Linked DNA regions of Homo sapiens: region 1 is linked to region 2. A link is a loop called in an ENCODE intact Hi-C map of the cell type or tissue named here. Cell type or tissue: heart right ventricle. All regions are shown on one strand. Each heading gives the region's core, and the rest is flanking DNA. Links, peaks and the distances in the headings are about the cores only. Region 1 overlaps ZFHX3 (zinc finger homeobox 3). Region 2 overlaps LOC124903719 (a long non-coding RNA gene).

Region 1 (15,174 bases), core at 3,377-11,376, 160 kb before region 2:
TGGCTCAGCTGCGATTAATATTTATAGTTATAATAATGAAAACACTGAATATTAATATAACCCCCAATTATTATTTAATCATAATGGAAGGTGGAGGGAGGAAGGACTGAGTGTGGAGGGAGCTGGGGAGTGGGAGGGAGTCCAACTGTTGTGTGGGGGGTGCAGGAGTGTGCGGGGCAGTGCCTGTGTATTTGTGGGTAGAGTGAGGGTGCGTGTGGGATGCATGTCAGTGTGTGTGGGGTGTGTGGGGGTACAGTGTCTATGTGTTTATGATGCTTGCATGTGGGGGGTGCAGTGTATGTGGGGGAGGTGCACGCAGATGGGGCGTGTGGGTGTAGTATATGGCTTGTGTGGGTGTGTGAGTGTATACAGGGGGTGTGTGTGTGTACAACGTATGTGGGTATGGTGTCTTGTCTGTGGGCTGTGTATGTGAGCGTGGATGGAATGTGTAGGATGCAGAGAAAGTGTATGTGTGTGCGCGCACGTGCGAGAACGTGTATGAGGTATCGGGCTGGTGTGTGTGCCGTCTGCGTGAGTCTGTGGTTGGGGTATGGGTGTAGGTGTGTACACGGGTGGGTTTGTGGAACAGCACACTGGTGAAATTCTCATCTGCCCAGGTAGAAAGCCAAGAGGTAACATCTAAAACTTAAAAACAAGAAACAGTCGTAGAAGTATGAGAAGAAACATGGAAATAAGTAACAAAAGAAATATCTGAAAGTTGAAAGCTGATCCCCTGGAAAAGGGGGTGGGAGAGGGCCATGCTCTTCTCCATAAAGTTTATGTAACTTTTTGCCTTTAAAAAATATAAAAATGTGTAATTTGATTATATTAAGGTTAAAACTGCACACATCCATGATGGCTGAATGGCTGAGAAGGCACTGCAGGAGACTGTAGGATCAGGAGTGGCCTTGGGTCTCTGGCTTGGCCAGGCCGTTAGACAAGCTGCCATTAAGAAGAAAAAGAAGTGTGGCAGAGAAAGTGGTGAGCCAGGTGCCCAAGAGGTGGGACCAATGAGATGTCCACGAAGCTCAGCATCTGGGAGGTGGGACCAGTGGTGTCCAGGAAGCTGTACAAAGGCATTTGGCAGCACCAGGACACAAAAGCTCAAGAGGCTGGGAGCCGAGGACCAGGCCACAGTGCCCTGTGCCCAGGGACATGGGGCAGGCTGAGAACCACCAGCCAGAGTCAGGCTTGCAGAACTATCAAGGGAAGTCAGAGGACAAGAGAAAAACACCCCGGAAGCCAAGGGAAGGCAAGGGAAGGGGAAGGGAGCTTCAAGAAAGGGCTGGGCAACAATTTCAAACATTGCAGAAAGAAAACAGTCAGGCCCAGCAGGTCCTGGGCTGTGTCAATCAAAGATCAGCAGCGCCCTCCCAAGAGTGGCTTGGTGACAGAGGAAATGGGTTGTAGGAGGTTGAGACATGGAATAGAGGTGAGCAGTTCACAGGGTTCTCTCAAGAATCTGGAAGATTCTGTTGTAGAGACAGTGTGGGGCCTAGGATGAAAGGAGAGCTTTTCTTGGAAAGTTTTGGTTTCTAAAGAGGTAAGTGACTGTCTTGTGTGTCTAAGTGGAGAGCAAGAGACTGGAAAATTGAAAAAATAGAAAAGAGGAGGTGATTCTACCCAATGAAGTCCCTATGGAAGGCGGAGTCATGGGTGGAGGGAGGGAGGGAGGTGGGGAAAAAGGTGGCTGCAGGGAGATGACATGGGGAGGTAGAAACGAGGCAAGCTCCCACTAGCAGGTCTCGACGCATTGAAGCAGCAAGCAGCATGGACCCAAGAAACACCCAGAATCACTCCCAAATACAACTGAAATTTTTATAACAAGCACTTATTTTATTCCTCTCTAAAGTTCAGTTTTACAGACCAGACTTTGAGGCCACAAATTGACTACTCTTAATACTGGGCAGGACACACGATGTAGCATCTGCTTTGTCAATTTGAACCAATAAATTGAATCTAAAGTATGTACTGGAGGAATCTTAGAATAGAGGAGAGTATCTTCTGTTGGCCTGCTCCCTGGGTAGTAGCTTGTGACTTCCCTAAGACTGAGCCTTGCTCCAAGAAAAGTGCTGCCAATTTCCTTTAAAAAAAAAAAAAAAAAAGAAGAAGAAGAAGAAAGAAAAGAAAAGAAAAAAAGACAGAAAGGCGGGCAGGCAACAATCCCTGCATGTTCCTTCCAAAACACAATGCTCACCTGTGAAGTCAGTAAGGAACATGAGGACCAGCTGGATCAGTAACGTCTCCCTCAAACAGAAGTCCTCTGGAGGTCTCAAGGAGGTGAACACCCAGGCCCAACCTGGGCCTCCCATGCCTGTGAGACCACTCACCTGGGTCCGTGGAGGGGCACCTGCGGATGGTGAAGATCTGCCCCAGGTCCTCGTCCTCCTCTGGAAGGCCCTTCTGCAGCCGCTGCAGCTTTCGCAGGCTCTCGCTTCGCTGGTGCTTCATGGAGCGCACATGCTGGATGAGGTTGAGCTTGGCCTTGGTGGAGTAGTTGCACAGAACGCAGTGGTAGTAGCAGCTCTCACCTTCTACACCACTCTCATGCTGCTGCAGGTGCTGCAAGTAACAAAAGAGAAAGACATGCCTTGGGTAAGCCACTCGAAGCGGCCACTGGCATCAGCCCACACCATCCTGGTCACAGCCAGAGGCATGCCTCCAGGGGACACATCTCCACAGCCAAACAGGACAGTCTTTGATATGGTTTGGCTGTGTCCCCGCCCAAAATCTCATCTTGAATTCTAATCTGAACTGTAATCCCCACGTGTTGGGGATAGGACCTTGTGGGAGGTGATTAGAATATGGGGGTGGTTCCCCCATGCTGTTCTTGTGATACTGAGTTCTCATGAGATCTGATAGTTTTATAAGGGGCTTTTCCCTACTTCACTCAGCACTTCTCCTTCCTGCTGCCATGTGAAGAAAGACATGCCTGCTTCCCTTTCTGCCATTATTGTAAGTTTCCTGAGGCCTCCCCACCCCTGCAGAACTGTGAGTCAATTTCTTTCCTTTGTAAATTACCCAGTCCTAGGCAGTTCTTAGTAGCAGCACGGTAATGGACTAATGAGGTCTTCAACTGTGAGATTCCTTAGAGGGTTTTTTTTTTTTTTTCCCCCAGAGTACCCAGCACCCTTCTCTAGCAGTTCTTTGAAAAAACACAGCAAGCTGATACCCATTCCTATCTCCCCCAAATGGCCCCAGCCATGTGGCTTTTCAGAATGTTGATAATCCTGATCACATGGGCCCTCCCAGTGCAACACCGGCTTTCCTGGCACAAGGTTAAAGGTTTCCCCTTTTATTCTCTAAAGTGTCCTGCTCTTGTTAGATCAGGGGTTGGCAAACTATGGCCCACGGGCCAAATTCAACCCACTGCCTGTTTTTGTAAATAAAGTTTTATTGGAACACAGCCACGTCCATTGATTTACATACTGTCTATGGATGTTTTTGAAACATCAGAGTTGAACAGTTATGACAGAGATGGTATAGTCCACAAAGTCTAGATTATTACTATAGAAATGTGCTAAATTATGACAGGAAAAGTTAAGCCAACCCCTGCTTCAGGTAATAGCCTCTGGTCATCCTGCCTGTATGGCACCCTAGGTCAGGAACATGGAGCCGGAGCTGGTATCTGGCTTTTTCACAAGACAACTCCAGTGTTTGTATTTAAAACCACAGTCTACTGGGAGAACCCCAAATTAGGTTTTCACCTAGATTAAAAAATGCCAGAAAAATAAATTTCTCCAGACTAGTTCCCTGTCAATATCTCAAAGTCCCCTGGCTTATCATTGGCCAATATCATTGGTCAGTTGGTGTATCAGATGGTCAGATGGTCCAAATTACGTCCTCTGTTGTACTTAGTAGACACAGTATTGATCCCAGAGCATGGCAGCCTAAGAGCCTCCAGGAGGCAGGCACAGACAGGATTCATGTCTGGGGTATCAGAACAGAAGAGGTCATGATGCAGACAGGTGGCAGACCCCAGGCTTCTGTGGCTAGGAAGACTTAAAGACGACCCAACAACAAAACTCACAATGTTTCTGAGTCTCCTGGGAATGTAATGATAGCTATGGACCCTTTTTGACTAACAGAGAATGAATGTGCACCTGGTGTAGAAAGGCCATCTCCTTCATTCCAATGATTCACTTTAGGGGAAGAGGGAATTCTTCCACTGGGTACACATGAAGCAAGGGAAACACTCCCCAAAAGCTTAAATGACTGACCCAAGGTAACCCAGTTAGTTAGGGGGAGAGAGAGATGTAGAAGCTGAGGCTTGTCTCCTCCAGCCATGTACCCAGCATCCTTTTGAAGGAGGAAATTCAGGTCATGTGAGTGCTTTATGTGCTCCTGTGATTACGTGTCCTTCCTTTTTTCTCCTCACCACCTGTCCCCAACCCCCAGCCCAGTCAGCCAAGCCTGGCCCATGGAGCCATGGCAGGCACACAACAAACGTCTCAGAACTGCCCACGTTGCTTGTCTCCTTTCTGACCCACACTGCTTCTGTCTGATGTTTATGCCAGGATAATGGTTTCTAGTCCTGCTTGGATGTCTCATCCTTGTCCAGCTTAGAATGCAAGACACTGACAAGCTAGAATGGTTAGAATGCCCTGCACTCCACGCAATCCTGAAAATACCAGAGTGGCCCTGTGAGTGCTTCCTATCAAGGGACACTGCCCTGACGCTCACGTACTGACATGCACACGTCCTGTGTTCACTGATCACGTGTGAAAAATCCAGAAGCATGTTTGTACTTTGCTGGAAGAAGAAACATAAATGCACCAACTAAGTGTCACAGAAAACTCATGGGAGGGGGGTTGAAGCCCTCAATGACATAAACTGGCTAAAGTATCCCACAGGAAATCTTGCCAACTTGTACGTAAGAATGGGATGAGCTTCACAGGCACCAAGAAAGAACAATCCCTTCTGCCCCCAAAATGGGTGATTCACACACTCATATGCAGCACCTTGGACAAAGCAAAATTTCTACAACCAGAAAGTATTGGAAGAACCAGTGAGTGCAATGTTACCTATTAGAAAAATTACAACTGGTGATAAAAAGCTACTTTTCTGGAGATAAATTTGAGCTGCTTTTTGTTTACTTTTTATTTATTGGTTTTTTTTTTTTTTTGAGACAGGGTCTCACTCTGTTGCCCATGCTGGAGTGCAAAGGCTTAATCTTGGCTCATTGCAACCTCTGCCTCCTGGATTCAAGCAATTCTCCTGCCTCAGCCTCTTGAGTAGCTGGGACTACAGGCATAAGCCACCACACCTAGCTAATTTTTGTATTTTTAGTAGAGACAGGGTTTCACCATGTTGGCCAGGCTGGTCTCGAACTCCTGACTTCAAGCGATCCACCCGCCTCAGTCTCCTAAAGTAGCTGGGATTATAGGCGTGAGCCACCGCACCTGACCTCTGAGCTGCTTTTAAAAAATGATTTAACCTCACTGCCTTCTCTGTGATGAGGTTCCTTTCAGAGGATGTTGGGAGGATGGGATGCACTGAGGCAGTGCTTTCTGGAGGTTACAATCCTGGGGAGAAGGAAGGCAGAAGTGAAGGGAGAAGATGAGCTAGCCCACGTCCCTTCCCCCAACTACTCCCCGAGGCCCCTCAGAACTCAGAAGCCAGAAACAGGACCAGGATATTCCAGGCAGCAAGAGTTTGTCCTAAAACCGAGGAGCTGGAAACCTGTAAGGGAGCCAAGAACTGCTGTCTTAGGTCACCAGGACCAAAAGAATGATATTCATTAAAGCTTCAACTAAAACTGAGTGAATAAAAGATGGCAGAGACAATAACCATGAAATTCAAAGAAATACGTTCCATCAAGAGATTTTGGAGGTAGAATAAACTATGAAATCAGACCAAGAATCACTAAAGCCTTACCTCCAATCCCCCCACTACCTCCCTATGAAACAGGATTTCCTCACAATAAGGCACTGAATTTCAAACATCAAATTTGAATATGGATGTGTGAGAGTTCTATTCCAAATGGCTGGAGTCTTCAATCTCTGAGCCACAAGAGAGGAATAACATGGCCAGAAGAGTTGGATGGAAATGCGATGTCAAATGTCCAAATCCATGGGCTCTTGGGTCATAGGACCGTATAAACCCTGGATTGAAATAAACATCATACCGGGTACTCACACTTTAAAAAATGGATATGATAAAAGATATTCTAAAATCCACTCCACACTCTAGCTCATGTTGGTAAACTACAATCTCTTACACTGCCATGAATTATTCTGTCTGCCACTTTGAGAGCCATTTTAGCAAGAAACTGGGCATGCATTACAAATAGTGGAGAAAAGAATAAGAGGAAACAAGAAAATGAAGCCACGGCTGCTCCCACCTAACCTGGTCCAGTGAACACCTAGGGTTCTCTCCTAGAAAATTCATGAAAGATTCATTCAAAATTCCAAGCTTGCTTTGTATTCCAAGTTTATTCTCCAAAACACTTAAAAAAATCCAGAATAGGCCGGATGCAGTGGCTCACACCTGTAAACCCAGGACTTTGGGAGGCTGAGGTGGGCACATCACCTGAGGTCAGGAGTTCAAAACCAGCCTGGCCAACATGATGAAACCCCGTCTCTATAAAAATACAAAAATTAGCCAGGCATAATGGTGGGTGCCTGTAGTCCCAGCTACTTGGGAGGCTGAGGCAGGAAAATCGCTTGAACCTGGGAGGCAGAGGTTGCAGTGAGCCACAATAGTGCCACTGCACTCCAGCCTGGGCGACAGAGCAAAACTCTGTCTCAAAAAAAAAAAAAAAAAATCCAGAATAAACTATATCTTGGTTGCCAGGAAACAGCTGTGCATAAACCTAACATCCCAACCCAAACTTCTGCTTGGGTCTACTATGTCTACCTGCATGTGACAAGTCCTGCTCTCCCCAGATTTTCCAAGTGTCTCGTTATTTCTTAAGTTGTCCAACTGGAAGTAAACAGAGACCCAAAGCTAGCAGCAAGGTCCTGACCTCTGTGACCTTCTCCACATCATTCGGCCATTTCCTAGGCCCTGAGCGGCTCAACCCGCGACCCTGTTGGTCAGATCCTCTCTCCCTTCCTCCCAAGTGGCACTGGCCTCATCCCCAGAATCCCACCCTTGGAACCTGCCTAATAAAAAGCAGTGGTAGGGAGTGTGCTAAGAGGCCCATGAGCACTCCACGGGGCCAGTCAGTCAGCCAAGAACATGCCTTCCCCGCAGAAGGGAGTGGATGTTTTCATTTGGAGGAGGAGGGAGAATAATTTGTTCCTGACCCAGCTAATTAGAATACCCTCAATTGGGATCACAATGTATTTAATTAAATTCACTGTAATATATGAAGAATCCACCAAGGCACAAATCCCAGTGGTGCACTCAAGAAAGGAGCTGCCTGCTTTCAGAGTTCTTGCTCTCCTCGCCAGGCAGGAAATTTTTCTCCCACGCAAATCCTGAATTCCCCAACCCCTTCCGCCTCTATCACAGAGTCACCCGCTGGGGAGGAGGGCAACCGGGTTCTGTTTTTACTTTTTCCATTTTCTTTACTCTGTGCTCACAATTCCTACCTACTCTCCTTTGTTGGGTCAGGAGTGTAATTTTAAAAAGAAAACAAAACAACAGCTCCAACTGTGGGCAGTGTGCTGGGATGCATGCCAACCGGGGACCCAAAGAAAACCAGCTGGTGAGCCCATTTGGCGGGGGTTTGTTTCGGTTTGAGTCTAAGTGTCTACAACACGAGACACTGCATGCACGCGCACACACATGTGAGCACACACATGCACACACACTATGCCCAACCCCAGGGACTTAACCTGCAGGTGATGCAGGCAGTGTCAGCAGCAACTCTAAGAAAATAAGGAAGGGTATAATGAGGGCATTCCCCCTTTGGCTTGAATACTGTTTTGAGAATATACTTCCCGGAATACTATAAAACACAGGGGCCTCCTAGCTAACTCAAGAAAATCCAGTATCTCCCCACAAATTACTAATGAGAAAGCGAGACCAACCAGTATCTTGAGGTCATCCTAGCTAACCAAAAAAGAGTGAGAACTCAGGTCTACCCAAACTCACTTGGTTGGGCCAACCTCTCCCTATAACCTTAAATCTGACTATACTTTTCCTTGATCACTCCCACTCCAACTCACTTGCTTGTTTAGAAAGCACCTGGAGGCCAGGCGTGGTGGCTCACGCCTGTAATCCCAACACTGGGAGGCCAAGGAAGGAGGATCACTTGAGCTTAGGAGTTCAAGAGCAGCCTGGGCAACATGGTGAGACCCCGTCTCTATAAAAAGAAATAAAAAATTAGCCAAGTGTGGTGGCACATGCCTGTAGTCTTAACTACTTGGGAGGCTGAGGCAGGAGGATCACTTGATCCCAGGAGGTGGAGGCTGAAGGGAGGTATGATCACACCAGCGTACTCCACCCTGGCTCACAGAGTGAGACCCTGTCTCAGTAAATAGATTAGACAGACTACATAGATAAACAGATAGGTAGATTAGACTAGATAGATAGATAGATAGACGGATAGATAGGTAAAAACAGACAGATAGCACCTGCAAAAGACTGGATCATAAGAACTGCAAAGGTACTGTAGCTTTCACAGAAAGAAACATCTATGCTTGGCAATTGAATTTACTTTCTGAAATCTTGGAGAAGTATGATGAAGGAAGGAAGTATCTAGTTTGAGTCATAAATGGGAGCAGAAAAAGAACCCAACGATCTCCAAGTCCTCCAAATGCTGTGCAGCGGATAACAGACTGTCCTCATCTGGATTAACTGGAAATTTGGCACACGTTCGGGGGTCAACAGCTACGGCTGGAAACGAAGCCAGGGTTCATACGAGGGCTCACTCACGTCAGTCAAAGAGACCTTTTCTTGCACCTCTTCCTAATCCTATTAGGGCTACTCATGTTTTAAAATGTTCATCCCGTCTCAGTTTCGCTGGAAGGGGGACACTCCAATGCTTCTGACACGAAAACATCTCACGGCCCCCATCTGTCTCTGTGCCTTCCCTTCTAGGTCTGGCTCACTGAGAAGAACACAGCAAAGCCCTCCCTGCAACCAGAGGCACCTCGGATAAAGGGGCTGGCGCGTAACACCAAGCACAAAAAGCAAACTAATCATTTTAAAAGAAGGGAGACAACAGAGGCTCCGCTGTGCGACTTTGTGGGATTCTACCCCATTAGTATGTTGTGCTTGTTCAGCCTCGTCAAACACTGAAAGTCAAAGAGACGAAAAGAGGGCTCTTGTTAGAAAATAATGCATCGTGAAAATCAAAAAAACGTGTTCCTGTTACTTGTTTCCCAGGGAAAACTAACCAACTTCTGTCAGAGAACATTGATTTCTATAAATCTGGAGGGGCCCCAGCTCCCTCCTCCTCCCCAACGATAGGAAACTTCTAACATCTGGTTCCTCATGCATGGAATGCAAAATATTGATCAGGTTTTGTCAAAGCCTGCCCTTTAAAGTAGAAACAGACAAAGTACATTCTGACACACACACACAAACATGCACAATTCACAAACAAAGCTTCCTCAGGAGTACCACCTGTTACTACAGACACACCCGTGGCCGCCCTCTCGGCACACTGTGCTGTGCACACAGGCACACACGGCAACTCCATTTCCAGAGCAGCCCCTCTGAGCCAGGGGGCTATTCCAGGAGATGCGAGGTGCTTCCTGCCCAGCAGAGGAGAAACCCCATGGTGGAATGTCCCAGAAAACCCCTGAGACACCTGTCAGGCCAAAGGCAGGCAGGAGAGCCTGTCTGTAACTCTTCTCAGTCCATTGAACTGGAGGCCCCATGATGGAAGAAGCTGCCCGTTACAGCACCCCTGTCCAGGGAAAGACAGCAACCACAGCACGCAACAGCTTCAGCTTCTCGCTTCAGGGAGAGGACTATGTAATCTCACTAACAAACCTGGTGAGAGGGATGGGGAGAAGATGGGGACCAGTAAGTCTGCTAATTCCTCAACTTGATAAGATGAAGTAGGAAGACATAGCGGGTGTTCATTCACCATCATATGCATGCAGAGCATTTACTGTGGGTGCGGCATCTACACACATACTTTTTTTCTTTTTTGTCTGAGAAAGGGTCTCACTCTATCATCCAGGATGGAGTGCAGTGGTGCGATCATGGCTTACTACAGCCTCAACCTCCCCAGGCTGAGGTGATCCTCCCACCTCAGCTTCCTGAGTAGCTGGGACTATAGGTGCGTGCCATCATGCCTGGCTAATTTTTAAATTTTTTGTAGAGACAGAGTCTGACCAATTTGCCCAGGCTGGTCTCAAACTCCTGGGCTCAAAGAATCCTCCCACTTCAGCCTCCCAAAGTGCTAGGATTATAGATGTAAGTCACCGCACCCAGCCTACACACACTTTTAAATTTTCACATTACAACCCCATGAGGTGGGTCACATTTGGTTTTCATCCTTGGAGGAGCCCAAAGCTCAAAGAAGCCACATGACTCCTGCAAGGTCACACAGAGCATGGAGGAAACAGGACCAGAGCCTGAGACTTGAGTCCAAGTACCAAGTCCACAGCCGCCAAGCTACGCTGCACAGACTGCAGGGGGTTCTGGAACATGAGACTCTGCAGACCCAGGTGTTCACCTTGAATGCCTAAAATTAAAAAGAAAATCCTTCCAGGGGTAACGCAACCAGGAGTGGGGGAGGTTAATTTTTTAATCAGTCAGATCGCGTTATAGTTCCAAATGTAATGTCACATTTTTAGGAAGACTCCTGGAAGGTCAACCTAAATATATATGTATATTCTGTTCAATGCTGGCTTTTTATCTGCTCAAGCTCTCGTCCTTGACGCATGCTAATTTAGTTCTATTTCATTGTAGGATCCCTGCAGACACCATAAGATAGAAGCCCCAACCATGATTTATAAGAAAAAAGTAAAAGGAAGTAAAAATGTTCCCTTAGATCAATCCATTTGGGTTGCTCTGACCTAGTTTCTGGTTTCTAGGCCAGGCTCCTTAGGCCGTGGAACAAGCCATGATTGCTCACTCTCCGTATCCAAGGCCAGAGCGGAGACTTCCCGTTCCTCTATCTTTTCCCTTGCACGAATCACATTTCCTGATTCAAAATTCTCAACATTAGTGGCCTTGAGAAAAACAGTTAAGTTCTAGAAGGAAAATAACTAAGTCTATAGCTGTCTATAGGTTGTACCTGCCTTGGCTTTGACTCTTTCCTGGAAAAACACAAACATGGATCCTTGTGGAATGTCGACGCCTCCATGTAAACAGATTTCACTTCCCTCTGCTAGGAGAACTCCACAAAGGAGTGTGGAGCCACTGTTTATACATGGGGAGGAAATTTATCAGGCATGCATTTTTACCATTATGGGAGCAAATTATTAACCCTGTCTCAAAAAAAAAAAAAAAAAAGTGTGTGTAGGTGCTTCGCCCATAGTAAATGCTATGCATGCATATGATGGTGAATGAACACCCCCTACATCTTCCTTATTTCATGGTAGGACCCTGAGGAAGGGGCCTACCAGATCATAATGTCACAAGCAAAATGAGGACTGGTTTCCACAATGGCTGAGTGAGTGTGCACAGAGCTCAGAAGCTGAGGGGGGTATGTAGGTGGATAAAACAACAAAGTGGGTCCCACCAAGCTAACCTCAAACTACTCTCCAGAAACAACCTAGAGCTTCCAGAATCTGACAATCACCTCTTCACTAGGATATCATATCAGGAACAGCAACTTTCTTCATTTGTAAGATGTACTTCTTCCCTAGCACTATTTTCCAGCTTTCCCAAATTTAGGTCCCCATACAAAAATAAAAGCCTCCTGATATAGTTTGGCTGTGTCCCCACGCAAATCTCATCTTGAAGTGTAGTCCCCATAATCCCCATGTATCATGGTAGGGATCTGGTGGGAGGTAACTGAATCATGGGTGCAGTTACCCCTGCTGCTGTTCTTGTGACAGCGAGTTCTCATGAGATCTGATGGTTTTATAAAGGGCTTCCCCACTCCTTCACTCTGCACTTCTCTTCCTGCTGCCATGTGAAAAAGGACATGTTTGCTCCCCTTTCCATCATGATTGTAAGTTTTCTGAGGCCTCCCCAGCCATGCTGAATGGTGAGTCAATTAAACCTCTTTCCTTTAAAAATCACCCAGTCTCGGGTATGTCTTTATTAATAGCGTGAGAACGAACTAATACACCGCCATATACACATTACTCTAGCTTGTGCTCATCCAACTCCACGTCAAACTGTTGCCAATAATGATGGTTTGTGGGGCACTCTAGATTAAGCAGCCCAGTTGAAAACCCTCACTCTGAATCTCACTAGCTGTGCCACGTAGGGCAAGTCACATACACTGTTGGGTCTCGGTTTCCTTGTGTGCAAAACAGGGACAATAACAGAGCCTCATTTCACTGCTGGGAGGATTCAATGGGATAATTCATATAAAATGTGTCTGATACACGGTTAGCCTTCATAATAAATGAGGCTATTACTAATGTTATTTTTCATCAGTTAATCTTCAGGATTAGGGATGGAAACGAACATCTACTGAACATACCTATTTGTTATTTCTCTCCTTACAACCAACCCTCACTCCTCCCCAGGCTCCAAAAGGCAATCCTTGGTTGACAATAAAGAAACTGATATATAGGAATTATGACATGGACAGAGGATACTGAACACACACAGGGCTGCCTTCACCCTTACAAGAAGTGCAAAACTTGCCAAAGTCAGGCTGTTGGTGTAGGCAGAGCCCAGATCCAAAGCTTAAGCCCATGCCCTTGCCAAAAAAAAAAAAAAAAAAACAAGAAGTGTTTACTGGGTCTGTTTGCCCATCAGGGCACCAATGTAATAAAATGCAAGGACCACGTTCTTTCTCATGTCTGCCAATATCCTGGGTGAGGAGCAGGGAAGGGAGGAGAGTTCGGCTGAAATGCCTGGAAGACACTTCCCCGATTCTCCAAATCCACTCAAGAATTTGCTTATTTGTATCTCCAATCCCATGACAGTCAATCCAGCAGAAAAAAACACGTGTCTACTGGTCAAAACGGGTGTGCTACTTCATCTATAACCTGGAGATATTTTACTTGCCCTGTCTTACACAAAGCAATTTTAAAAACCGCATGAGAAAACTTCCACATATGTGAAAATCCTTCGGAACATGTGAAGAACTACCCAAATATTTGAGACAGTGATGGTCTTTCTACTGTAAGTCCAGATGTTGCTTCGTCGCTTCTGATGGGCACGTACAGCCAGGTGGGCTTGGTGATGGATGATGCCACTGGTGTTCCAGCTCAGTGGTTCTCTAACTTGAGCGTGCATCGGAAGCACCTGGGAGGCATGCTACGCCCTAGATCGCTGGGGCCATCCCAAGGGTTTCTGATTCAGAGGGTCTGGAGTGAGCCCCAAGAATCTGCATTTCTAACAGTCTCCCAGGTCATCATGACGCCGATCTGGGACCACACTTTGAGAACCGATGCTCTGGCCAGGACAGCAATGGCCACGGAAAAAGGACCCAAGTCGGAATACCTGGAGATGTTCTGTTGCAGGGAGGAAAATTTCCAAGACCAAAAATCTCTGCACTTGGCTTTTCCCAAAGAGTATCTTAAATTCTAGCAAACTGCACTTGATAAATCATGCAATGCCTGCACACAAGAATTCACCTCCTTAATGAAAAAGTCACACGGAAGCAGCTGCCTGCTACTGGCCTGCTCCAGATACTTCATAAAAGTCAGAATTGGCTCTATTCATCTTCCTCTCCCCTTTCACACCTGCACTCGAAAATTTCCCAGGGCTGTCGCTGGCAGCGTGGCTCTTGATGGGAAAGCATGAGGCATCATTTTTTCCTCCCTTGCTCTGCAGCCCGCTGAGTGCACCTGCCCAGATGTCTTGCTGGAACCGAGCCTACAGAAGAATTTCAACCAAATGCGAGAGGAAAATGCTCTTTAAAACTCCTCCCATGCTCTTCAACTTTCTGGTTGTTGCTGCAGAGCATGAATTTGGTGCTCAAACCCAGAGGCTCCTCTTGAGTTCCTACTATTTGCTGACAAATACATTCATCACCTTCATAATGAGAGAAGACAGGGCAGCCGGCGCAACACAAGCAGGAGGTAAGCAGCACCCACAAGGCTGCCTTCTGCCTCGTACAAGGGGCTTGATTTTTTATTTTATTCTTCTCTTAAAAGAGAGAATGAGAAAGTGACGGGGCGAGGCAGAAAAACTCCCTCTAAATCAACACTTCTGGCGTCGATCACTCTGGCTGATGCAGACATTTCACTTTTTCTCCTTAAATTCCATTTGTTTTCTGGAAGGTTGAAAGAGACAGACTTGTCGGAGGGAAGCAAGGGACCAACAGTGAAATGAGAAAGATGGTTCTTTGAGGAAGGACAGAAGAGTCTGCTTCAAGAGGCCAGGAGATGGCTGTATGCAGAACGGACGGCCACGTGGCGAGAGGGCCACAGTTCTGCAAACGATGACACTGCTCATTTCCCAGCTCTGCTTTTGGGTTCCCCCATAAATAACCCAGACAAACACCCCATGCACTGGGTTCTGCCCTCCTTCCCCCACCCCCTTTTTAAGTCTCATTAAAAGCCGATATTGTTCCGCCTCAAGATGGAGAGCTCAGCATGGATTTTACTGAACGTTAAATCAACCAGCAAGCGCAGCCAGCAAACTCTGTGGCACTTTAACTTTAAATAATGCAATAATTATTGAATTTCCTTTTTATAACTGAAGTGCTGGAATGTAAACAATGGGGCTGTAATTGCAGGAAGGGGGGATCAATAGAGGCAATCGTTTTCAACCATGTTAATTGTAAATACAATTGCTCCAAGATGTCAGCCTTGTTCTTCTTGCTCCCAGAATCATCCTAACGGATGACAGAGTCCAACTTTCCCATTACAGCTGTTCGTTCCTTTAAGAGGTTCTCAATCAGGTCTGATCAATCTGTCAAGATAATGCATGGAGTAAGTAAGACTCTTCCAAACACAGGCTCCCAATCAATAGCCCGGACCAGCTTAATGAGGTGGGGCTGAGGCCCAGAGGGAGGTAACAGCCCCCAGCTTGCGCCTGGGTTTGGCAGGCTGGCTTCCTCGCATGGCCCTGATAAACAGATCAGCCCTTAATGAGGACATTAGTTATGCATGCTTCAGCAAGCAGCAAGGCACCCGTCCCTGGGGACAGACGGACAGAAAACAAAATAGATTAACAGAAAACAACATGGTA
Region 2 (15,174 bases), core at 3,906-11,905:
ATTAACAGGGGACAACCTCGTAATCTGGTGACATCATGATCCTGGTAGGCCCACAGACAAATACCTTCAATAAAATAAAAGCTAGAAAGCCCAAAGAACAAGCTATTAAAGTAACCTGGGAGGATGCAGCACTGCCTGGGCAGAAGGCCCGGACGGGATCTGCCCTAATACTGCCACTGTCCCAAGAGGCAGACCCTGCAACCTGCCTCCTGCACTTGAGAGGCCTGACAAGTAGAACTGAGAGTGACCCTGAGTTCCTTTTCTTTATCTGGCACCAGCTACACACATGATGAGGCCTAGTCAAGCCTGCCTTTGTTCCAGGCAAAAATTTAACAGGTAATCCACAGGCAGGTGATCTATGGCCTCTGTACATTATGGAAATGAGGGACTACACACAAGCTGGGTGTCACCTCTACTAAAACTCATTTTCCTTATTCATAAAAACAATACCTCTTCAGAGGGAATTGGCAACTTCTGCACTTACATATGAAATCAGGAGTTCCTCTGAAATACTCCTTGCAAATTCTATCCTCCAGCTCTGGAAGCCCTGGCTCTTCGGAGGGCAGCTGCCTGATGTTAAACCCATGGCCTACCCAGCAGTGACAGCCTGACATTCTCATCGCTCCATCCTGAACACTGCTGACAAATAAACCCACTCTCAGAAAAGGCAATTCTTCCCTCGCAGTTCTCCATACCCAGTCTCGTCTCATCTGGAAAGCGTAATTGGCAACAGCCGAAAGGATAAATATTTAAAAATAAATCAGGGAGCGCTAACCCCTTCCCTACTCCTCCCCTTACCCACTCTCCAAGCCAGAGGCCTGCCCCCTAACGCTGAGCTGGCTGGTAAATTACAATGATTCTACCGAGCCAAACCTGCTTGTCTCTCTCTTTCTCTACACATACACACTTACTAATGCTGTATCCTTCCACTTTTGCAAAGGTAAATATGATCTCTAAGATACAGTGGATGTCAGCATTCTGACTTCCAGCGTAACCTGGGCTCTCTTTTCACAGTACAGCGGGTTTAGACAGATTTGTGCACCCTTCCGGGTTCTTCTATTTTTATTAAATTATACGTATACATTGATTTTTAAAACTAGTGCTTAAATAACCCGGAGGCTTTAACAAAGAAAAATCCAGAAGAGGGCAAGAAACAAAAACAAACGTTCCTGAAATAAACAAGGAACCATTTGGAGCTGAATTGGCCTGAGTTCACCCCATGATTTTGAGGCAGTTATATTTAGGGGCCTGGTACCCGCTGGGTGGCCGAGCCCTCCTGGGTATGGAACAGAATGCAGAAGTTCCTCAGAACAGCTCACATTTGCCTTCATAACCATTGGAAGCTGGTGTGCCAAGGCCTGCACACAGATGTTTTGATTCACATTTTTCTGCTGAAGCCTCAAGGCCTCCATCCATCCCTACAGTGCTAATTCCATAGATTAATTTTTACCCCCAAATCGTAGGTGGAACATTATCTAATTTCCTTACCCACCCTCCCCAGCTCAGGTGCTAAATCTGTCAATGATATCCCACAACAAAGATACAAATGAGTAACCATTTTTTAAAAGCTGTGATTTCGGAGAGTTTTTCTAAATTAATTTTAAGTTACAAAGCCCCAAGTTTTAAGAAAGCCAAAATACAGAAGTTGCCTTAAAACAGCTTTACATGTTAGGTAAAGAGCTCTCTCTCTCTTTCTCGCTCCTTCTTTTTTAAACAAAAATATTATTTCTGAAAGGGCAAAGGGAATTTGCCATGCAAGACTTTTAAACACAGGGGGATTCTTACATTTGTGTTTCTAAACCTTGAAATTGAGAATTTTAATGAAAAGGCGGACAGATGCTTAAGGACAGCATCGCAATCTGGGTCCATACATTACAGGAGAGAGAGGCGCTTTGTTTGGGGCCAAGTAAAAAGAGGTGGGCTCCTATTTTGTTCATAGGCCATTCCCACCGTCTGACACATCCCTTTACAGTCGGTCTGATGCTAACCACTGAATTCTTGGAGGGGAAGCAGGTTGGAAGGAGAAGAAAGGAAAAGGGAAACAGAAGAGGAAAAGAAATGGGCGATGGGATACTGCCTGTTTATACAAATTGTAGATTTAAAAAAAAAAATCCCAACACGGTATCCATTCCATAGTATGTACCAAAAGCACTTTCACACGTGAGTTAAAACGATCCATTAAATGCTATATCGAAAGTACAACAACCAGGGTTGGAGTTTATTTTTTTTTTTTAATGAAGAATTCATTGAGGTTTGCAGTTCTCCCCTATTAAGCTTCTAAGGATGGGGCACAAGGCAGGAAGATAGACAAAAGATGACCTTTTTCACGCTTTCCCCCAAATAATTCTAGAATCCTATTTTCCTATCTTTTCATTTTAGGGCATTTGGGTTCAAAAATCTGTGCTAATCTGACTTCAGAGCCCCCGAGCTGAAAAATTCACATATCCTCCAAGTCAGCCAGTGTTTTAGAATTTGGATTTCTATTGAGGCTGTTCCAATCGCCAGTGAGGCCTACGGTAAAAACGTGCTTCATGCTGTTTCGTTTGTCTCTCTGCAGACAAATAGAAACTGTGAAATTTAAAGAATGGATGAAAAAAAGAAGTCTAAAACAAAGAGGTTAAAAAAATAGGACAAATGTTTTTGCTTTTCTGTCTCCCCGGAGCAATTGTGTGGGGAAGTCTGCATTGACAATAACCATGAGAAGGCCATCTAAAGGCGATGCGTACACAAGGGGACTCCTTCCCTGCTGCCTTTGGTCTGGGAGAAAAAGTACCTTAGCTCCGTTCTCCAGAAACAAAAGGCCAGGGCCACGGAAGGGGGGAGAGGTGACAGGGGCTTTCACATGGAGCCAAGTGTCAATGCTGGTTCATTTTTCACCCGTCTTACTTGGAAAGCGGCTCAGGGAACTTCCTAATGACTGCTTTTTCCCTCTCTCCCTATTATTTCTAAACCTAAAAGAACAAAACAATAATTTTTTTTTTAACCTAAAACCCATCATTCTATTAGAGGAAAGCCTTTGGGGCCTATGCAGTCAGATTTTCCTCTTTCCTTTCCTCATCCTGCTTTTCTTTTCTTTTTTGGAGGGGGGTTCCAATTGTAGATCACATGGAAATAAGAGACACTGGACACTATAGTCATTTTTAGTGACACCAGAACGGCCTTTATATCTACGAAAAGGCAGGAAACGGGGAGAAACACACATGCACAAACAACCCAACAGGGATGGAAGGCGGTGGTGGGGAGGCTGCGGGGGCAAGGCCTTGAAACACTTTCTTTTTTTCACAGCATGAGGTCCACTAATGCCAGCTTCAGATTTGCAACTGAATCAAAGTCTCCGAGTCGTCATTACAAGGTTTTTCGGTGGGTGGGGGCATGGAGAAGTGGACAATAAGGATGTATTAAAGACACAGACAAGGTGTGGCAGGGGCAAAGTGGGGGGAGGTGTTACAAAGAAAGGAAGCTGAGATGAATCACTGCGTGCCATGAAAATACCAGGGCGAGTGGATGTCGGAGTGTTTAACCAGATTTGAAGCTGGAAGCATCTTCCCCAGCGGGCAAACCCTAGGACGAGGCACAGCCACGCGACCCTCAGCCTTTGAACCCAGACCTGGCAGCTTAGGAGCACACTCCCCCTTCCCCAGGCAGCCACAGGCTCTGAGCTGAAAGGCAAGGCGGGGGTAGGGATAAGAGGGCCCTGCAAAGAAGCACAATCAACAACTCAAATATGAACGGAAATGACGTCAGCAAAGTGAAGGACCTGTTTACTGCAGATCAAAACAAAACAAACTTCCAAACCTTTTGTGTACACAAGAAAACTCTATAAAAAGCCTTCCTAAAATGTCACCAGGGTCGACACATCAGCAGCCCCACAAGAAAACGCATGACAGTTACCATGGAGGGAGGGGGGAGGAAAGGGGCTGAAGGGAAGATGATCTGGGGGGCTGGGGGGAGGAGTGATAAAACCAGAAGGAGCCCAAAACCCAGTTACTACTGCCCCCTCTGCTGATCCTTAATATTTATTGGTGTTTATAATCTAAAAGCCATGCTCCACGTTTCACTTAATACAAGGCCAGACAGTGTTGTCTAATGAGGTAGCATTACAATCAGCTTGTAATACTGAATTTTTAATGCTGCCAAGGATTCTGTTACATAATAATATGAAAAACAGAAGCTGAAAGTGGGCTCGCAGGGGACAGGACATTCGAGGTTCCAGGCAGGCGAGCGCCACCAGCCCGGTTCCCCTCCCCCACACCCGCCCCCCTACTTTCTGACGTGCAATCAACCCTCCATCCCGATACAGGAGGTCGGTATGGAAACCAGGAGGATTTTTTTTTTTTTTTTTTTTTTTTTTAGGAAATCCACACTTTTCATTATTATTGTTATTATACTCTCATCCGAAGTTTATAGCTCAAGAGTTTGAATTCTAGCTTTTCTGGGGTTAAAGGTCTAAAATGAAAATTAATTTTTTTGGAAGAGGTGGCGAAGAGACAATACAGGGGAAGAGAGGGGTAGCTTATTTTAAGCAAACCAAGAAATTTGGGAGAAAAATCACAGAGGGAGAAAGAACTTGGTGGGGGAGGGAATAGATGTCTGCCGACCATATTCACAGCTGCCGCACTCAGTTTACATTGGTGTAATTTAAAGGCATATATATAGCCGCCGTTGCTCCTCTCTGTAATACCCCAAGACTGTAAATCTATAACCACTGCAATGATTTAGTGATTAAAAACATGATAACATATTGTGTAACTGCAAACCACAGAACCCCTGCCAACTCTCTCTCTCTAAGATAAAGGGGAAAAAAATACAGAAAATGTGTTGCTTGCAGCCATCTTCCTAAACCCAAAAGATTTTAATAAAAGAACCTATACAGCAGACGAATTGGAAAGGGGTGAGTGAATTCTGTGTGAAGCCAGCAAAGGGAGAGAAAAAAAAAAAAGGCAGCTTTATGTGGGATTCTTTTCCTTGTACTAACAAATTACGACCTAAACATGCCTTTTCTTTTCTCTCTCTTTTTTTTTTTAATAGTTTGTTGTAACTGGAATAACTGGTCTTGTGCACTGTCTTGCATATTCAAAGCTGCTTTGTAACCGGATCTAGAGACCCAACCTTATTTGCCTGAACTCAATAGGGTTTTTTTCTCCCCCTCCTCCCGGGTTTTGTTTTGGATTCGGTATTGTGGGTTTTCTGTTGTTGCTGGGAGCCTATGTCTATGCAGGCATAGGCTCTGGTGCCTTTAAACCACAGACCAAACACCTGAAAGGGGGAGGCACAATTTGTACAATGGCAGGAGGAGCCTAAAATATACACCAAAAAATAAAATCAAAGCAGCTGTAGGGGTTTTGGCCTCTGAGCAGCTGACCTGACCCCGTTCTGTATATTCTTTTATTTCCCCATTGCAGGATTCCTGCACCTTGGGTCAGATTCAAACTCAATGTGACCCTGAGGAGAAGGCAGTCACAGAGTCCTGAAAAGCTGCTCCATATTTAATAGGGGTGGGGGAAGTAAGTGCATATGCATCCAGACTCCCCCAGTGAAGACACCCACACGGTGCAGACGTACGCGCGCGCGCGCGCGCGCGCACACACACACACACACACACACATACACACACACACACGTCAGGACTGCCAGGCCATGGGACCAGCTCCACCCCAGTTTTCTTGGCCCACACCACTGAGAGCCTGAACTCTCTTTGCGGGCCCCCCAAATCCTCATACCTACAACTCTACACACACACACACACACACACACACGCAGAGAACACCACTCCTCCAGAGACTTTGTATGTTTAAAAAGTCCACAGATCTGAATCGCCTCCTCTCTGGACCGGAGCAGGGCAGTTTATTCAGAGAAATCAATAGGAAAGAGCATTTGCAAATATTTATATAAGCCCTGTGCGTTTCAGCATTAAGTAATTAAAAACTAAAACCCGAGGAGGGGGAAGGGAGACACACAGACAGAGGAAGGCTGCTGGCCTAGAGTAGGTTTTCCTGCCCACACCTCATCTTCCCAAACCGCAGTCTTTTCAAAACTGACTCCGTGTACACTTTTTACGAAATCCTCTTCGTACACCATTTGCTAGACTATTTCAAAATCATCTCCAAATATGGATTCACCTACCACCAAGCTTTCAAGACTGACTGTGTCTGTATTCTATCTCTCTTCTCATACACACACAGCAACTCATACTTTTGACACTGCGTCAATCTCTAGTATATTCTCTTTTATTTTCCTATCTCTAATATACCTGCACTAGTTAAAAAAAAAACAACAAACCTAACATTGTAAGATAAGAAGAGGGCCCCCCAAGTGCCCATTCAAGAAGCAAACTCCCAACCCCTAGGTCTCCTGAATACCCCCCACTCCCCTCAACCCACAGGATGTCTACACTTTGGGGGTTCAGCTCCTGAAACCCCCACATGTAAACAGATTTGGAAAAAAAAACAACTTCAGCAAAATGGAGTTTTAGAATGAGCTACTATGGAGTGGACTTCCCTATATTGTTCCGGAGGGCAGGGCAGTAAATTCTGGTTGTTCTCCCTCTAAATCCTCTCTAAGAAGCCAAGCAAGGCGCTGGAGCACCCACGCTGCAGATATTGTAGAAATTTACAGTAAATGTAGGTACACGATTGCAGCACGCTGCCCTATTGATTATGCAGATTGTGATCAATCTTCTCCCCTCGCCCACTGCCCAAGCCTCTTTCGGAGGACCTCCAAATAAGTTGGTCTGCAACTAGCTATTCTCCCAAAGTAGGGAGGAAAAAAAGTAATTTTTTAAAAAACATAATAAATCCTCAATTGTCCCCACTGAAAGGGCTCGAGTCTTTTTTAAATTCCAAAGTGAATTTATGTTCTGTAATTTGCATTACAGCCAAGCGATCACCGTCTGTCATATTCTTCAAAGGTACTTAACAAACTGCCTTTTAAAAGTCACTAGAACTGGAGGCCAGAAAAAGGCAATCAGCATGCTCCGTCCATACAGTGCTTAGATCAAGTTTCAATAATTGAGACCAATAAAAATTGTCATATTTACCCTACTTGAAAGCAACAAGGGGGAAAAGTTAAGACTGGGTGCCTTTTGAAAGCGCTTGTAATCAAAGAATTTGCCACAGTCCAAAGAATAGCACAACATTGAACAAAAGTCAGATTCTGAGCAACAGCTTCACTCGCAAAGTGATATATACATATTTTAATTCAATAGTTATACAAGAACCCTCCGAGTACTGAGTCCATACACAACTTAATTATATACACTGCATGAAATACACTTAGATCTACTCTCCAATAGATATGCAAAAAGACGGACATTAAAATGCATAATGTAAAATTCAGGAACACGGTTTTTGCATCGAGTGGAGCCGGGCGAGGGGTGAGAGTGGGGAACCCAACGTAAACAATCCCAGATTCGCGAGAGCAAAAAAAAAAAAAAAGAAGAAGAAGAAGAAAGAAAAGAAAAAGAAAAAAGGCATCCTCGGATGTCTCTGAGCTCAGCTGGCGGAAGAAGGCCGGCCGGGCGAGGTCTGGCCCTGGCCAGCGGCGCAGCCCCGAGCCCCCGGGAGCCCCTAGTGTCCAGGGCAGAGTCCCCTCTGGGCGCTCGCGGCGCTGCCAGTGGGGCAGGGCGGAGAGCGCACAGGTAGAGGATCGCGCGGCCGCCTCGCCCCCTCCGGGACCCCGTGGCTCCGAACGGGCTCCCGCGTCGCCGGCAAGTCGAGCCCCAGCGCGGAAGGCGCTCGCCCGGCCAGCGGTGGCGGCCGCGGCAGCAGCAGTGGCTGCGACCGCGGCGACTGCTCCGGGCCGGGTGCGCGCCCCGCGCGGCTGCTCAGCCCGGGGCCCCGGCGCCTCTCGGGGTGGGGCAAAGTTGGGGGCCGGGAGCGGCGGGGGCGGGGGCACTCGGCACCGCGGACCCCCCCATACTCCCCCCACCGCCGGCCGCCGCCTTTGTCTCCGAGCTGGTACCCCGGCCGCCCTCCCGCCCTCGGCCCGCGCCCCGGCCGGCCCTGCCTGGCGGCGCCTCCAAACTCGCCGCGCGGGCCTCGCCCCGGGCGCCTCCACCCTCCCGGGGGTCGCCGGCGGCCGGCGGCGGCGGCGCGGGGCCGGGGAGGAGGGGGCGGCCCGGGCTCGGCGGCGGCGGCGGCGGCAGCGGCGGGAGGAGGAGGAAGAAGAAGAGAAAGAGAAAGTTTGGCGTAGGGGGAAGGCGAGCGGGACGCAGCGAGCGAGCAGGGCGCGGGCGCGGGGAGCGCGGGCGGCGGCGGCCGGGCGCGAGAGCCGGGAGGGGGCAGGACGAGCCCCATGCAAAGCAGCCCGGGCGCCCCGAGGAGCCCCGCGTCCGGGCGGTGGCGGCGGGAGGAGGAGGAGGAGCAGGCGGCGGCGGCGGCGGGAAAAAAAAAAGAGGGAAAAGTTGCCACTTACGCGGTTGCTTCTCCGGCGGCGGCGGCTGCAGCGGCGCTGCTGGCGACGGCGGCGGCGGCGGGAGCTGGCGGCGCTTTTAATCCCGAAAAGAGGCGCTCGGGCCGCGGAGCCCATCAAGGCAGCAGCGGCGGCTGGCGGGGGTCGGCGGCGGCGGAGGACGCGCTGCTGGCGGCGGCGGCGGCGGCGGCGGCGGCGGCGGAGCTGGAGCGCGCTCGGCGGAGCCCGGGGCGGGAGGCGGCCGCAGCCGGGGAGCCGGAGCCGCCGCCGCCGCTGCCGCCGAGCAGCATGGTTGGCGGGGAGTTTACAGCCCCCGGAGCGGGCAGGGGCCACGGAAGAGAAGCGGCGGCGGCGGCGGCAGCGGCTCTAGGCTGTAATTGGGATGCAAAGCAGGCGGCGGCGGCGGCTGCGGCCGGGAGGAGGAGGAGGAGGAGGCGGCGGCGGTGGCGGCTGCAGCGGTCGGAGGGGACGCGCTGGAAGTGGGAGCTGATGAGTGAAAAGAAAAAAAAGTCTTTGGATCTTTATTCTGCTAATTAGTTTCCTGCAAAAAATGGCTGTGATTAATTCAGTGCGCATGTGCTTCATTACCCAGGCACGACGGGAAGGGCTAATTAGCCACCTTCTGGATCAATAAGATTCAGCAAAAAAGAAAAGGGGGAGGTGGAGGGAGGCAGAGGGGAGGAAGGGAGGAAAAAAAAAAAAAAACAGGGGAAAGTGATGAGCAGGGCAAGGAGAGCAGGAAGAGAGGATGGGAGAAGAGCCTAGAAGAGGGAGAGAGGCTCCAAAAGTTTATGCATGTATTAAAAACACACACACACACACACACGACACACACACGAGCGCGCGCACACACACACACACACACACACACGCACACACACACCGAGAAGTGGAATGCATAGGAGCAACAATAGGAACCTGGCTAAGAATCTTTTTAAGATTTTTTTTTTCCTTTCTTCTTCCCCCCCTTCTCTTTTCTTTCTTATTATTTTCCCCTTTCTCTCTCTCTCTCTCTCTCTCTCTCTCTCTCTCTCTCTAAGCAAACGCAGCAATGTTTAAATTAACTAGGAAAAGAGCATCTCCAAAGAATGGGGGCATTAGTGGAGGGGGACAGCTTAGAGTAAAGGTTTAAGTGAAAGAGCAGAGACTTCGAATAGAGACCACTTTAAATTGCAAATCTGAGATTTTTTAACTGAAGGAAAATTACCTCCCCCCAAATCAGAGGACGAATGAAGAAAATATGGAGAAAACTTTAACACATACCATAGACTAGACAAAAAATATATGTTAATTTTGTGTTCTGAAATAAGACGCAATCGGTCTTCTCTGGTTCTTTAGAAGGAGAGAGGAAGAGAGGAGGGGTGATTAGAAGAAATAAAAGGGAGAAAGTGAATCAGAACTGAAAGGGGATAACTTCAGGAAAGACAAGAAAAGGAAAAGTTGCACTTGGAAACAAGTCCAACTTTCTACCTTTCTGGACTTAAGAGAAAAGTAAAATCAATTTTCTCGTGTGAAACCTGGAAAGCAGATGTTTTCAAAACACAGGAAGCTATTTTGCCATCAAAAGCAGGGATGTAATAAAGGCAGTGAAAAATAATTTCAGACTGAATTCATAAGAGAGAAAGCCAATATATTTAAATATAGAGGAAAGGCCTAGGGTGTAGAAAGGGGAAATTACATACCCCTTCCCTAATGCCAAAAAAAAAAAAAAAAAAAGCCTTACAGCTACCTCCAAGAGTTTGGAGCACAGTCACGAAGCCAAAGGGCTTGAAATGAGAGGATGGATTTCAGATAAAGACTAGGAGCGGTACATCCCACTAGAGCCCAAAGGAGATCCCTGGAATCAAAGACAGCAGCGAGGGACCCTACTACTGTACCGATTCCCAGTACATCAAAGCCATCACTTAGGCTGGTGCACGGTACCTCCAAAAAGCAAGCAAACAAACGCAGGAAGAACAAGAGTCAGTGTCTGTCTGTCTCTCTCTCTCTCTCTCCCCCCTCTTCTCTGTCTCTTCCCCCCCCTTTCAAATCCTAGCCTCAGCGTCACTGCTACTGCAATAGATTTTTTAAAAATGACAAGTTGTATTTATGTAAGTTCTAAATATGAACTAATACCATTGAAATTACAATGTCTGGAATAAAATAAAATGCAATCAGCACTTTAAGTAATCTGCAAATGTAAAAACAACATTTATGTTTTTGAAGGCATTATTAGTAAACCCTGTAACACCAGATAGCTTGCTAAAACTTATTTTTCTTGGGAAAAAATGTTGCCCTAGCCTACCAGATTATTTATTTTAGAAGGAATTTGGGAATTAATCAGGAAATCTGTTTGATTAGAAAGTAATTCTTCATTTTGAGAGATTTTCCAATGCTCTTAAGAACATGCAGCTTCTTAGTCAAGACTAGAGAGAAAAAAACCGGTTTAGGATTTTGCAGGGTTACCTCATCTAATCCTTCTGAATTCACTCTGGGAATAATGCTATTTTATTTACGGGGGGCGGGGGAAGAAAATACATTTAGAAAAATCAGGGGTTTCCTCTCTGTGAGCCAAATCTGGGTTGCCATTCAAACTTTTTCTGGCTGCTTTTCCATGCAGGACAGCTGATCAATAAAGCCAAGTCCAGCCTGGCTTGCTACAGGTTTCACCAGTCAGTGCTTGCAAAACCTTTGTCATTTTCTAAAAATAAAAAAGCTAAAAGTTATTGTAGAAGAAGGGGCTTTTTTTTGTCCCCTGCACAATGTGTCTTTTGTGAGGTTAATGCCATTCTGGGCTCTCGATAGCCCTGGACAATGGGGAACTCTCTAGGAGCCTGCAAAGATTCTAGCTTTTTTCTTTCTTGCCTTTTTTTTTTTTTTTTTTTAAGGGAAGGATGAAACATTCCTACAGTCCAAACACAACCTCTACTGTGATTAAATAAATATTTATCTTTATTGTAGCCATTGTATATTTTTACCTTCAGTTTGTCCGGTTTCTGATTATTATTTTAAATTTTTCAATGGCAACAGTTAATCTTTTTTTTTTCCCTTTCAGTCCAAAGGGCAGGTCAGTGTAAAATGTAGCTGACTGAAGGAAGACTGGTAAATTCTGAATTTTTCCATAATACATCAGGTAAGGAAAATTGTTCAGACCCTCAGGAATATATTCACTTCCTTTTTATCTGTCTTCACGAATCTTCATAAAGCTGTTTATTTTTTTAAAGATGTGGTAGAATTAAATTCCTCTTTGTAGATCTTGAAAAATCACTTAAATACTATGTATTTATTTTCTTTTAAAATGTAAATAGTACTAGAAGTGAACTTGCAGCTTGTTTCTTATATAAAACGGTGCGGAGGAAGTCAGTATTTCCTTTAGTATAAGCTATTTGGAGGAAATTCTGGATATAAATGTATTTCATGTTACAATATAGGAAAATGTCAGCTTAATCTGGTAAATACTTATGCTAATTTTACTGAGTGAATTCGTTATAAGGAGGAGAGGTACCAAGCTTGTATGATTGAATAATGCTTAGACGATAATCCAGCATCTATATGGATTATTTTACGTACAAAATGAGAAAAAAAAAAGGAAACAAGAAATTCAGAATCTAAATCTTTCATTTAGCTGGCAAGAGGGCAGAAAATTTTAGACCAACCTGTTTTTAAGACATTTACATTAGGAGGGAAAGTGGAATGTAGGCTAAATATTGCATTGCTGTGTACATTTCTCTAGCTCTCACTCAAATGGATATAGATATAAAAACACAAAAATATATGCATAAAGGGGTACATAAATATACATTTGAATGACTTCAGATGTCTTTGCATTTGTGTGAGTATGTGAATATATCTGTGCACACAGATATACAAGGTGTACATAAATTCAGGTACTGGGCAGAGCTGTGTGAGTGCTCGCTCACTGGGGGCTTGTGTTTCCAGATCTGTTTGAAGCCACTTCTTTGCAAATATAACATAAAAAGGTTGATTTAATGATGAAGATGTGAATGGTGAATTTGAGTAAGAATCTGCTTCCCTGCAATTATCAGAATATGGGGTTGCAATGTGAGCAGCTATTATTTGGTCCAAAGGCTAAAGAGGCAATGGGCCATCTTAAGGGGCAAGGAGGATGAAGGGGTCTTAGGAGATCTCACTTGGAAAAAGCCTAGCTCTGGGCCCTGGGTTTTCTTCTGCAGGGAGATTGGGGACACAGAAGCAAAAAAAAAAAAGGAAGAAAAAAGAAAACCCCGTGTGGAGGCAGGAGAGGTTGAAAGGACGCCTCTCCGTACAACTCCAGAGCTAGATCTAAGGAAGGGGTTGGAGGGTGAAGAATGTGCGAGTCCCTTTTCGAATGTGTATTGTTATTCTAAGTCTATTGTATGTACGTGTTGCAGTCCTTTCATTTGCCACAACATATGGATTCCATAAATGCAGACATGCCGAAGTGCATCTGTCTGGGTAGTTAACATGATCTAAACATCCCTCTTCGTTCCGCTAACTCCGGCTCTTCTTCGGGCTCCTCGGCAGCGCTCCGGGCCAGCCGGCCCGTGCCCCAGGCTTGCAGCGCCCGGCAGCCTCGTCCTTTTGTGGTCTCTGCACGGGATCCAAGGTGCCGCGCGGAGGAGGCGGGCTGCTCGCAGTGCCGGGGTCAGAGGCGCCGCCACCGGCGGCCTCTGCGCGCGCGGGGAGGAAAGGGTTAAGCTGCCCGAGCCCGGGGAAGGGGCTGCTCTCATCCTGGAGCGAGGTGCAGCCACCGGCAGCTGTGATTTAGGGGTCAAGTCCGAGATCACCTTTCTCCTGCCTCTGGAAATGGCAGAAGATGAGATAGGGAGGGAGAAACTAGAGAGTGGCAGCCAGGCGCAGCACGTGGGCTCCATCCATCCGACACCCCCATCGCCCCGGTCCACTCCCTGACCCCCAGACAAATCGGACAGTTCCCTTTTCTGGTAGAGATGCGGGGTGCGCTTCTTCTGAGCGTCCGGAATCGCTCCATCCAAGGCTCTGCCCTAAGGTTAAGCCACTGTGCCCTGAGCCTCAACCACCAGATCTCAAAAGTTTGCTCTCAATGCGCCAGACAGTGAGTAGCTGAGTCTGAGTAAAAATCACCCCCCCTCCCCGTTTACGAAAACCAGGGGTCCCCCTGGCAGGACTAGGCCGTTTGAATGTTGGTGCTAGACCCTCAGACTCCTGTCACAGTCCCCACAGTCGTGAGGGGATGTACACAGTGGTGCCCACTACATGCAGCTTCTTGCTTTGTGCCTGTATTCTTTCTCAGGATCTTGCTTTCCCCCAACTCAGGCGGACTGGGGAATACTTTGGTCAAAATAAATTTTTACACCTGAAAGGTAACCAAAAACCAAATTCAGATGTGTTTCTAGGGTTTTTTCACTGGAAAAGAGCAGAGGGTCTGAAGTCCCCTTTTGTTATGGTTCAGTGTCCGGCCCGCCAGGTTGAGGGTCCCCGCGCCCAGGTGACGTTCTGGGGGCTGTAGGGATGCGCACCGTGCCCACAAAAGGCGCTTTAATTGAGAACGAGCTTCCCAAATCCAACTCCACGAGGATGGCATTTAGGACGACAGCTCTTTCGGAAAGTTACTCCAAGAAAAAGGAGTTTTTTGGTGGGAAAAGAAAACTGGCTCGAAATGACAGAGAGAAAAGGGAACTAGATCCCTGGGGGGCAGGAGGCAGGTGGGGGGTGCGGTGAGAAGATAAGGAGATGAGCCGGGAAGTACACGGACAGGGAGTGTGGGGCGCGGCCAGGGAGGTTCCGCGACGCCCTCCCCTGACTCTCACTCCAGCTACCAGGGTGAGGGTGAATCACCCCGATTTTAGCTTCTGCTTCCAGGGCCAAGAGCAGACCAGCTGGTCTAGAAGGCAGCTGAGGTCTGTCTTCTGAGCCCTGCCGCCCCTAACCCTGCCAGAGCCTCCAAACCGCGGAAATCAAACCAAATTGGCCGCTCAAATCTAGAGAGGTTTCATCCCTGGGGCAAGGGGGAGGGAACAAGCCTTTTTTTTTTTTCTTTTGAACTCCCGATTCAAAAGAGACCACAACCTACTCTTGAGTGTCATCTCCAGTACATGGATTGTGGGTATGTTTCATTCTTTCTTTTTTCCTGTTTCTCAGAAGTAAAACCTTTAAAGAATGAGCCCCAAACTTGGAGCGCCCGGATCCTTGAAAGAGTTCCAAATGATAAAGCCTGCCCTTCATTTTGAATACATGGCGCATTGTGAAAATGCAGGGCAATTAGTCAGTTCCAGGGTTTGAGTCAGATTCCCAGTTTCCTCAGCTTCTTTGCAATGGAAATCTGAAATCCAACCTTGGGGCAGGAGGCGCGGAGCCGGTGGCTCTCCCGGGTTCCACACCGCCTGCACCGCTGGCTAGCGCCTGACTTCCCTTTTGGTGACCTGGTAGGTACTAGAAGTTTGCACCACATGTAAAGCCTGGGGCGAGTGAAGAAGAGAGAGAACTAACTTCATCACAGCGCAACAAAGTGAACAACTTGAGGGCAAGAGACCCTCGGTCGGGCTGTGTTCGCTTTAGGGATTTCCAAGGGCATAACTTGGGGGAATGGTAGAGACTTCTTGCTTGCCAGCCGGAGCCAGGAAAAAAGGAAACCCTGCGATGGGCGGGCGGCGGGCTTGGGAGCAGGGCTGTGAGTGGGCAACTGAGACCTGGCTCCCATCTGCACATAGCCCTCCTGGGCCAGCGCCGGGAGACGGTGCCCACGGTGGCACGTGCATTGTTGACACGCAGACACGCAGGCGTGCGATAACGGAGGGATGCGCGGCT

What was found. Hi-C counts contacts between places; a loop is a spot of excess contacts. Peaks named below come from ENCODE experiments on the same cell type or tissue, not always from the same donor. Only the 100,000 strongest peaks of a DNase experiment are listed, where the experiment ranks them.
Region 1: a loop joins it to region 2, with 4 times the contacts of the local background. A loop is called at or near these places in 2 of 110 quality-filtered maps.

What each region holds. Positions count from the first base shown.
Region 1 is chr16:72,887,401-72,902,574 of GRCh38, forward strand. ZFHX3 (zinc finger homeobox 3) reads right to left here. Exons shown (of 10, transcript NM_006885.4): 4 at 2,331-2,562. Among named protein-coding and RNA genes, the nearest start is that of ZFHX3, 150 kb to the right of the region's middle. RefSeq lists an enhancer at 2,496-2,996. In heart right ventricle, for the core only: no CTCF peak of the experiment used is centred there; DNase peaks (open chromatin) are centred at 7,146, 7,511, 7,646 and 8,791; H3K4me3 peaks cover 314 bases; H3K27ac peaks cover 4,212 bases.
Region 2 is chr16:73,050,118-73,065,291 of GRCh38, forward strand. LOC124903719 (a long non-coding RNA gene) reads left to right here. Exons shown (of 2, transcript XR_007065116.1): 2 at 9-671. It also overlaps a transcript of ZFHX3 not described here. Among named protein-coding and RNA genes, the nearest start is that of ZFHX3, 9.6 kb to the left of the region's middle. RefSeq lists enhancers at 3,020-3,520, 3,521-4,021, 5,086-5,598, 7,438-8,170, 14,335-14,956 and silencers at 7,501-7,900, 8,181-8,400, 8,481-8,570, 8,651-8,760. In heart right ventricle, for the core only: CTCF peaks have their summits at 7,577 and 8,280 (motif pointing right); DNase peaks (open chromatin) are centred at 5,634, 8,255, 8,851 and 9,254; H3K4me3 peaks cover 7,261 bases; H3K27ac peaks cover 8,000 bases; H3K27me3 peaks cover 1,145 bases.